Linked DNA regions of Homo sapiens: regions 2 and 3 are each linked to region 1. Evidence: chromatin contacts called from ENCODE Hi-C or POLR2A ChIA-PET data. All regions are on one chromosome and are shown on one strand. The core of a region is the stretch at or near the end of the contact, and the rest is flanking DNA. Distances in the headings are between cores, read along the strand shown.

Region 1 (2,700 bases), core at 53-2,552:
TCTGTCCTGTTCACACTTCGATCAGAGCACTTATTACACAGTATAATGACGACGTGATTATGTATTTATCTCCCCTCACCAGAGCTCTGGAGGGCAGGAATCCGAGTACCACAATACAGGATGCAGAGCAGGCCTAAAATATTTATGGGAAGGATGGGAGCCGGACTATGATGGATCGCTTTAAATACCAGGGAAAGGACTTTCCACTCAAACCAAAATTCAACAGAGTATTAAATTTTCTTGCACAGAGGAATGACTTGCAGAATACAGTGTGCCATAAAAATGCACCCGGTCATTGTGTGAAGTTGGATGGGAATGTGGCAAAACCAGTTAGGAAGTTGCTGAGGTGACTCTGTCCATGGAGAGGAAGAACTACATCTAAAAGGCATTTCAAAGAAAATACAGGCCAGGCACGGTGGCTGTCGCCTGTAATCCCAGCACTTTGGGAGGCCAAGGCAGGCGGATCACGAGGTCAAGAGATCGAGACCATCCTAGCCAATATTGTGAAATCCTGTCTCTACTAAAAATACAAAAATCAGCTGGGCGTGGTGTCGTGCGTCTGTAGTCCCAGCTACTCAGGAGGCTGAGGCAGGAGAATCGCTTGAACCCAGGAGGAACCCAGGAGGGGGAGGTTGCGGTGAGCCGAGATCGCGCCAGCCTCGTGACAGAGGGAGACTCCGTCTCAAAAAAAAAAAAAAAAAAAAAAAGGAAAGAAAGAGAAAATACAAACAAAAGCTGAGATTTGCTGAGTTCCTACCATGTGCTACGCAATGCCAACAACAAGGTGGCATGGAATAATCCTCATGTCTGTTAAGTGGGTGGGGGTAGGAGTGGGGGTAGGAGTAGGGGAGTGTCACACATCTGCAAACGGTAACGTTGAACTTCCAAAGTAGGTCCATCGGGCTCTCAGGACCCGCGGCTGTCCGAGGCCTCAGTTGCCTCAATTAGTCTTAGGCTAACTTCCTCCTTGCGCTGGGGGGTGGGGAATACTTTCCCGTGCGGAGGCCTCAGCTCCTCAATGTACAGAGAAGAGCCTTGCAGGGCCTAAACACTGGAGTTCAGGGATCCTTTATCAAGCTGCCAAACCTTTTCAGGGGCTTGGAAGGACACCTAAGGGCGGAAGCGGGCGCGTTGTGGCCCCCGTGGGGCAGTGGGAAGGCAGCAGGGCCTCGCGGGCGGAGGCCGGAGCGCCGCTGACGCCGGAGCGGAAGCCGCTGAGTCATGGTGGGGGCAGGAATGCAGCGCATTTGGAGAAGGCCCGGGACGCCGGCGGCTCCAGCATTACTGAGCAGTGACTTGGCGTCCGCACCTTCACTGCAGTCGGGAACCACCAGTGACGGCGGTGACCGGAAGAGCTGAGTCACCGCAGGCGACGGCGAGCGACGCCGGCGGGGAGGGGCTGACGCGCCTGGGGCCGCGCGCCTGGGCTCCAGGGCCCCGCGCGTCGCCACGATCCCGACGTTGCAATCCCCGCCAGCTCGGCGGGGGCCGCACGGGGCTGGGTCTCCCGGATCCCGCCCGGGGATTGGAGTCTGAGGCTGAAATTTGAAATCTTGAAGTGGCCCCAAGCCACAAATACTACAGACTGGTTTCAGTGGGAATTAGGACCTTGTGAAAGGAGACAGCAGTGCCCCAAAGACTGGGTAGATTTTGAAGATCAAAGGCACTTGCCTAGGAACAAAAATGATTTGCCTGACTCAGTTCCAAAATGCAGCAAATAATAATTAAAGCGAAACACACACGCACTGTTTTTTTTAAATGCAAGAGCAAAACTTTTAAAATTCCAAAAGAAAATAAATCTTGGTTTCCGAGATGAATTCGTCAAAGGAAAATATCTTGGGGCCCCCATATCACTAAGCTAAAGGGAAAAGTCAAGCTGGGAACTGCGTAGGGAAAACCTGTCTCCCATTCTATTCAAAGTTACCCCTCTGCTCACTAACATAAATGCGTTATCTGATTGCCTCTTTTGGAGGCTGGGTGCGGTGGCTCACACCTGTAATCCCAGCACTTTGGGAAGGAGAGGCGGGCGGATCACTTGAGGTTAGGAGTTCCAGACCAGCCTGGCCAACATAACGAAATCCCGTCTCTACTAAAAATACAAAAATTAGCCGGGCATGCTGGTGGGCGCCTGTAATTCCAGCTACTCGGGAGGCTGAGGCAGGAGAATCGCTTGAACTCGGGAGGCGGAGGTTGCAGTGAGCCGAGCTCAGCCACTACGCTCCAGCCTGAGCAACAGAGCCAGACTCCCTCTCAAAAAATAAGATTAAAAAAAAAAAAGAATCCAGGCTGGGCACGGTGGCTCACGCCTGTAATCCTAACACTTTGGGAGGCCAAGGCGGGTGGATCACCTGAAGTCAGGAGTTCGAGATCAGCCTGGTGAACATGGAGAAACCCCTATCTCTACTAAAAATATATAAATTAGCTGGGCGTGGTGGCGGGCGCCTGTAATCCCAGCTGCTTGGGAGGCTGAGGCAGGAGAATCGCTTGAACCCGGGAGCAGAGGTTGCAGTGAGCCGAAATTGGGCCACTTCTCCCCAGCCTGGGCGAAAGAGGGAAACTCCATATGAAGAAAGAAAGAGAGAGAGAGAGGGAGGGAAGCTCAAAAGAATGCAACCATTTGTCTCCTATCTACCTATGACCTGGAAAGCCCCCATTTCCAGACCAAACCCGTGTTGATCTTATATATGTCGATTGATGTCT
Region 2 (2,700 bases), core at 36-2,535, 550 kb before region 1:
TCCCTCATCCCACAGAGAAACCAAAGGCATTTGCAAAGTTCCCTGAGGCCAAGAAGTGAATTTAAGACATAACATGGCTCAAGTGGAAGCACAACCCCTGATGGGTCTCCGTTGCAGGAAGTGTTTGCTGCATTCATCCTCCTCATAATATTACTGACAACCCCACTACCCTATCACCTATAAAACTGCCTTTCTGGGAGGGTCTCCTTTCCAAGGCCACACAGCTCACCATGTACCACTCCTCTAGGTCAGAACAAGTTTTACCAAAACTTAGGACAATCAGTGTAGGAGTGCACAGCGTGGACACTGCGTGCCCTGAGATTTGGTCAAAATGTAACCAAAGGAATCCACCCGGCACAACTACAGTGCCTCATGTTCCCCAGCTCTTAGCAGCTGCTGCTGAGAGCTCACTCTGGGACATCTGGATGAGAAACCTGTTTGCAGGCCCCCCAACCCCAAGCCAGCCCCCTCCTCCACCTCTTAGGAAAGTCTGTGATCGACCTTTTGATGTGGGAGGACAGCTTGATTCTTACCAAGCTGCCTGGAAGAGAGAGAGTGCAAAACCCCAGCTCAGGCATCCCTGTGACAGTCCCTCTGTCCTAATAAATGCTCTAGAGGGACTTGGAACTCACCACAGGCTCCTGGCTGAGCTTAATTAGCCTTTTTTTTTTTTTTTTTTCCATTACAGGTCAGACATAGCAGCACCAAGAGACAAAACAGACAGTGTTCACTAGGACGAACAAGCGGCTCAAAAGGCACTGGAGTTTCCCTGTAAGAACTACAAACACCACGGGAGTGATGTTAACTCAGATTTTTCCATATAAAAGATTCTTCCTGTAAAAATATCCTGTGCCTTTGTGCTAAATAAAAGTAAAATGATGCTTTTTAGAGTGAAGTCTAAACACCTCAGATTCAGCAAGAGTGAGATCAGCTAGATTTGCAAAGTCAAGAAAATTGGCTGTTTCCCTCCTCCTTAAGCTAATAGAATCCAACTGTTGGAGCATGACATCATTCCTGAGCCCCAAACCCCGAGCAGAGACTACAGACACTCGCCTGACTCCCAGAAAACAGCCGGAGAGAAGGGCCAGGAAAGGAGGCCAAATGATCCCAGCCCGGAGCTGCCCTTACCTGAAAGTCCCGCTGCTTTCCTGCCCACTCCATTCTCACACCGCAGCCGGCTAGGGAGCCCAGGGCCCCCAAATCCACTGGCTTAAGCTCCGATACCTGCTGCGAGCTTCCCACAGCTCCTTCCTCTGACCTTTCGTGGCGCTCCTCGCAGCCAAGTGAGCAGAGCACTGCTAGCCGGCCAGGCCGGTTGTCATGGAGACCCTGTCCTCGCTAGGCGGGCGCGCGCACAGCGGCGCGCTCTTGGCCTAGCGCGTGCACAAGGGCGCTCTCTTTTTCTTTCTTTCTCACTGTCTCTCTCTCTCTCTCTCTCTCTCTCTCTCTCTCAGTTCTGGGAGGCTTCCATGAAACAGCACTGTCTTTTGATCAGCTCGGTTTTTGCATGCATTCCACTCCTCCTACCTCCCTTCCAGTCCAACAGGGGCTCTGAACTGCTCCTGGGAACTTGCTTGAACAGCTCAGAGGGGAGAAGGGAGAAGACAGTGAGTGGACTTGTTTTCTTCCCCTCCAGTGTCTCATTTTTTATAACTTGGAAGAATCCCTGCCAGGGGGGAGGGAGCTAGCTGAAGCGCTTGAAGGGGACCCAGCTTCCTCTGGGTCCTGGAGCTCGGGTAGGAGGGACCCTGATGCGCTGCCTTGACTTGTTTGTGCACTTGGGATTTTTCCGGGCAGCAGTTGGGGCGGAAATGCACTCACATCCCAGGAGCTCGCCTGGACTGGCCTCTCTGCTTACCTTGCTGCCTGTCCAGGTTGTGGCGATGGCTTTAACCAGTGCAGGGACTCATGGTACTAGTGGTGGCGCCTAAGCAGTCTCTCATCTTCCTGAAATGGAGAGCAAAGACAACTCGGTCAGGACCAGGAAGAATCCTGGGCAAGTCGAGAGTCACAACCCAGACGACAAACCTGATACAAATACAGCCTTGTCTCTCTGCCCTGCTAAGGATCTGCAGCTAAGGTGCAGGCTTAGTGGGAGCTGCTGTCACAGTCGGTAATAATATTGCTCCTGTCAGAAAATGAGCACAGTCCCTGGGACACGGCAGACCCCCTAAGTTTAGTCCCATCCCCATCCCCATCCTGTCCCTTCCTCTCCCCCCTACCCAGCATACATTTCTGCTTTGTAACATTCTTTTTACATGTATCATTTTGTTTGATCCTCATAACCTTTTGAAATACACTGCACAGATATTTTTATGACCATTTTTTCAAGTTTATTTATTATTCTTCTTAAATTTCTTTTAGAGACAGGATCTTGCTCCATTGCCCAAGCTGGAATGCATTGGTGCAATCATAGCTCACTACATCATCAAACTCCTGGGCTCAAACAACCCTCCTGCCTCAGCCTCTGAAGTAGCTGGGACTACAGGCATGCACCACCACGCCTGGCTACTTTTTTAATTTTTATTTTTATAGAGACAGGGTCTCACTATGTTGCCCAGGCTGGTTTTGAACTCCTGGCTTCACGCAATCCTCCTGCCTCAGCCTCTCAAAGTGCTGGGATTACAGGCGTGAGCCAGCATACTGGCCTTATGACCATTTTATAGATGGAAAAACTGAGACTCAGAGAGATTAAACATT
Region 3 (2,700 bases), core at 65-2,564, 940 kb after region 1:
CCCCAGAAACCCACAAGCACGAAGCAGGAAGCCCCGTGGCTTAGCCTTTCCTTCCCAGTTTGGCCCCCAGGAGAGAAGTAAGAAAGAGAAGAAGCTGTGATGAAAGAGCACAAACGGGTGACAAACGTGTCTAGCGTGATTCATCATGAACAGGCACAAATTCTTTGGGCGGGGGCTAGGACTCTCCTTTGCCCCTTGAGAAGTTGGTGACCCCAGCCTAGAGGAATCCACGCCGCGCCCCAGTCGGCCGTGCTAGCGTGTCGGGCCGAGTAGGGACTCTGCTGCTTCCTACCTGCAGGGTGACTTCCCCTCTCTGCAGATACCTCCCCTCTCTGAGCTTGAATTTTCTACCTGCTGAAATGGGAAAAGGAATGTTACCTTCCTTGCCTGACTCAAGGGTGGCTGTGAAGCTCAAAGTAGACTGGGATGTGGCCGTGCTTGGTAAACTGTAAAATGATTAGCATACGTGAAGCGTTAGTGTGCTCCCTGGCAGTCAGTCCTCACGTTTACGATGGATTAATGAAGGCAGCCAGGCACAATCTCAGGTTATGACCTTATAAGGCATAATAGGATTACAAGGAGGCAAAATGAAACAGTATATTTCCTCCTAATTTTGGTTATTCCTATGTTTCCAAATAGAAATGAAAATTCTGAAATTTCAGATAATTCCCCCCTCCAAATCCCAATTCTCAATTTAGCTTTTCTGAGCCTTGTCCCTACCGTGAAATCTTACTAGCTCACCCCGAAACGCCGGGGTCTTGGTCCTCTGGGGGACTAGTGAGTCCTGCTCCTCTCGGCTTTGCTCCGTCCCTGCCCCGGCCCCTCCGCGGGAGTCTGGGGTCGCGGCCCGGTCAGGCGCCAAGCCGGCAGGGGGGCGCGGTCCACTTGAGGCCACAGCTCCCCAGGTCCAGGGCTCGGGCCATCCGCGCTGTCCCTTCCGCGGGCTCTTGCTGTTCTTCGCCAGGAGGCTTTGCACTCCGGGCCGCATGGGTCCTGGATAAGGACCTCAAGAGGTTGTAGTGGCGCCCCTTCGCTCCGGCGTACTGTCTGAACCCTGTGCCCAAAGAGGGCTGTGGCAGTTCCTGCACCAACCGCCTGGAGCCCATACCTAAGCCCTCTGGGCACGAGGGACCTCCTCTCCCCCGCTCCCCCCTCCCCCCATCCCAACTCCAGCCCCAAAGGAAGCAATGCGCGCGTCCGAGAGCAGGAGCGCGCGTGGCTGAGGAAAGAAAGGGAAGGCAACCGGGCAGCCCAGGCCCCGCCCCGCCGCTCCCCCACCCGTGCGCTTATAAAGCACAGGAACCAGAGCTGGCCACTCAGTGGTTTCTTGGTGACACTGGATAGAACAGCTCAAGCCTTGCCACTTCGGGCTTCTCACTGCAGCTGGGCTTGGACTTCGGAGTTTTGCCATTGCCAGTGGGACGTCTGAGACTTTCTCCTTCAAGTACTTGGCAGATCACTCTCTTAGCAGGTAGGTGCCGCAGACCCTGCGGGTTAAGAGGTGGGGTGGGGGGCAGTGCTTGCCAAGGCCCTAAACTGGGAGCGCTGGGTGAGGGGAACAACCCACTTTGGAGGGTTCTCTGAGAGATAGATACACCCCATATCCTGGGCCCAGCTCGTGCACACAGCTGGAGGTCCAGAGACCCAGTCCCCTCTGCTCCGTCAGCCAAGTTCCAAGAAGTTGAGCAGAGACCCTCTGGGAGCCTGGCGGGGTGCAGCGGCCTCCCCTGCGGGGCCTGTCACCCGGCCGGCGCGTGCAAACGCCTCTGGCGCCTCTCTGCGCGGAGGGAGATAAGCGTCTGAGCCAGGGAAAGCGCGGGCTAAACCCGCCTCGCCGGGGCCCCTGCCCGCCCTCCGTGCCCCGCCCGGGCGGTGCAGCTGGCCCGGGTGCTCACGCTCGACTCTCTTTCTTCTTTTCCAGGGTCTGCGCTTCGCAGCCGGGATGAAGCTGGTTTCCGTCGCCCTGATGTACCTGGGTTCGCTCGCCTTCCTAGGCGCTGACACCGCTCGGTTGGATGTCGCGTCGGAGTTTCGAAAGAAGTGAGTCCGGGCAGCGCCTTCCCCCTTGCTGGTACCTGGCAGGCAAGGGGAACTGACCGTTGGTCCCGAAGGTCTAGAAGTGAATGGGAGCAGGGACAGGCCTGGGCGTCACCTGAACGCACGCGAATCGGGTCTGCTTGTGTTTTCCAGGTGGAATAAGTGGGCTCTGAGTCGTGGGAAGAGGGAACTGCGGATGTCCAGCAGCTACCCCACCGGGCTCGCTGACGTGAAGGCCGGGCCTGCCCAGACCCTTATTCGGCCCCAGGACATGAAGGGTGCCTCTCGAAGCCCCGAAGACAGGTAACTACGCCCTGTGCTGTCCAGGGACGGGAGGGAAGGAAGGTGTGCGGGAGGAGTTCTCTGTCTCCACTCCCCTGGCCCGGGGGATCGTCGGGGCTGGACCGCAGCTCAGATGGCGCGAGCAGTTTCCAGCTCCCTCTGGCTCTAGAATGGCTCCCGTTCCCGGTGTTGGGGCCAAAGCTCTGCTTGATGGGGTCTCAAGTTGCCTTTCTTCCCCCTCCCCCCGCCCGCAGCAGTCCGGATGCCGCCCGCATCCGAGTCAAGCGCTACCGCCAGAGCATGAACAACTTCCAGGGCCTCCGGAGCTTTGGCTGCCGCTTCGGGACGTGCACGGTGCAGAAGCTGGCACACCAGATCTAC

What was found. Hi-C counts contacts between places; a loop is a spot of excess contacts on that map. ChIA-PET counts read pairs that join two places held with the same protein, here RNA polymerase II (POLR2A). Pooled maps may share reads with other maps.
Region 2: a loop to region 1 is called in a pooled map, with 2.8 times the contacts of the local background. The contact joins the promoter of DENND2B here to the enhancer-like site in region 1. A Hi-C loop is called at or near these places in 2 of 50 pooled maps. POLR2A ChIA-PET finds 5 or more read pairs at or near these places in 2 of 52 experiments (BJ and RWPE1).
Region 3: a loop to region 1 is called in a pooled map, with 4 times the contacts of the local background. The contact joins the promoter of ADM here to the enhancer-like site in region 1. A Hi-C loop is called at or near these places in 1 of 168 maps with a recorded cell type or tissue (heart left ventricle) and 7 of 50 pooled maps. POLR2A ChIA-PET finds 5 or more read pairs at or near these places in 1 of 52 experiments (B cell).

What each region holds. Positions count from the first base shown.
Region 1 is chr11:9,363,174-9,365,873 of GRCh38, forward strand. No RefSeq gene overlaps it. Among named protein-coding and RNA genes, the nearest start is that of IPO7, 20 kb to the right of the region's middle. RefSeq lists enhancers at 538-1,737, 1,373-2,074 and a silencer at 1,368-1,547. Within about 2 kb of position 1,303, at least 41 of the 41 ENCODE cell types and tissues checked have a DNase peak (open chromatin) inside an H3K27ac peak, as active enhancers do; they include B cell and heart left ventricle, where a contact is called at or near this core.
Region 2 is chr11:8,809,389-8,812,088 of GRCh38, forward strand. DENND2B (DENN domain containing 2B) reads right to left here and starts at 1,286. Exons shown (of 20, transcript NM_213618.2): 1 at 1,129-1,286. It overlaps DENND2B-AS1 (DENND2B antisense RNA 1), which reads left to right. Exons shown (of 5, transcript NR_120590.1): 5 at 689-888.
Region 3 is chr11:10,303,759-10,306,458 of GRCh38, forward strand. ADM (adrenomedullin) reads left to right here and starts at 1,315. Exons shown (of 4, transcript NM_001124.3): 1 at 1,315-1,471; 2 at 1,922-2,040; 3 at 2,191-2,340; 4 at 2,574-2,700. The coding sequence starts at 1,943. It also overlaps a transcript of SBF2 not described here. RefSeq lists silencers at 227-286, 777-876, 1,057-1,106, 1,787-1,836, 1,857-1,906.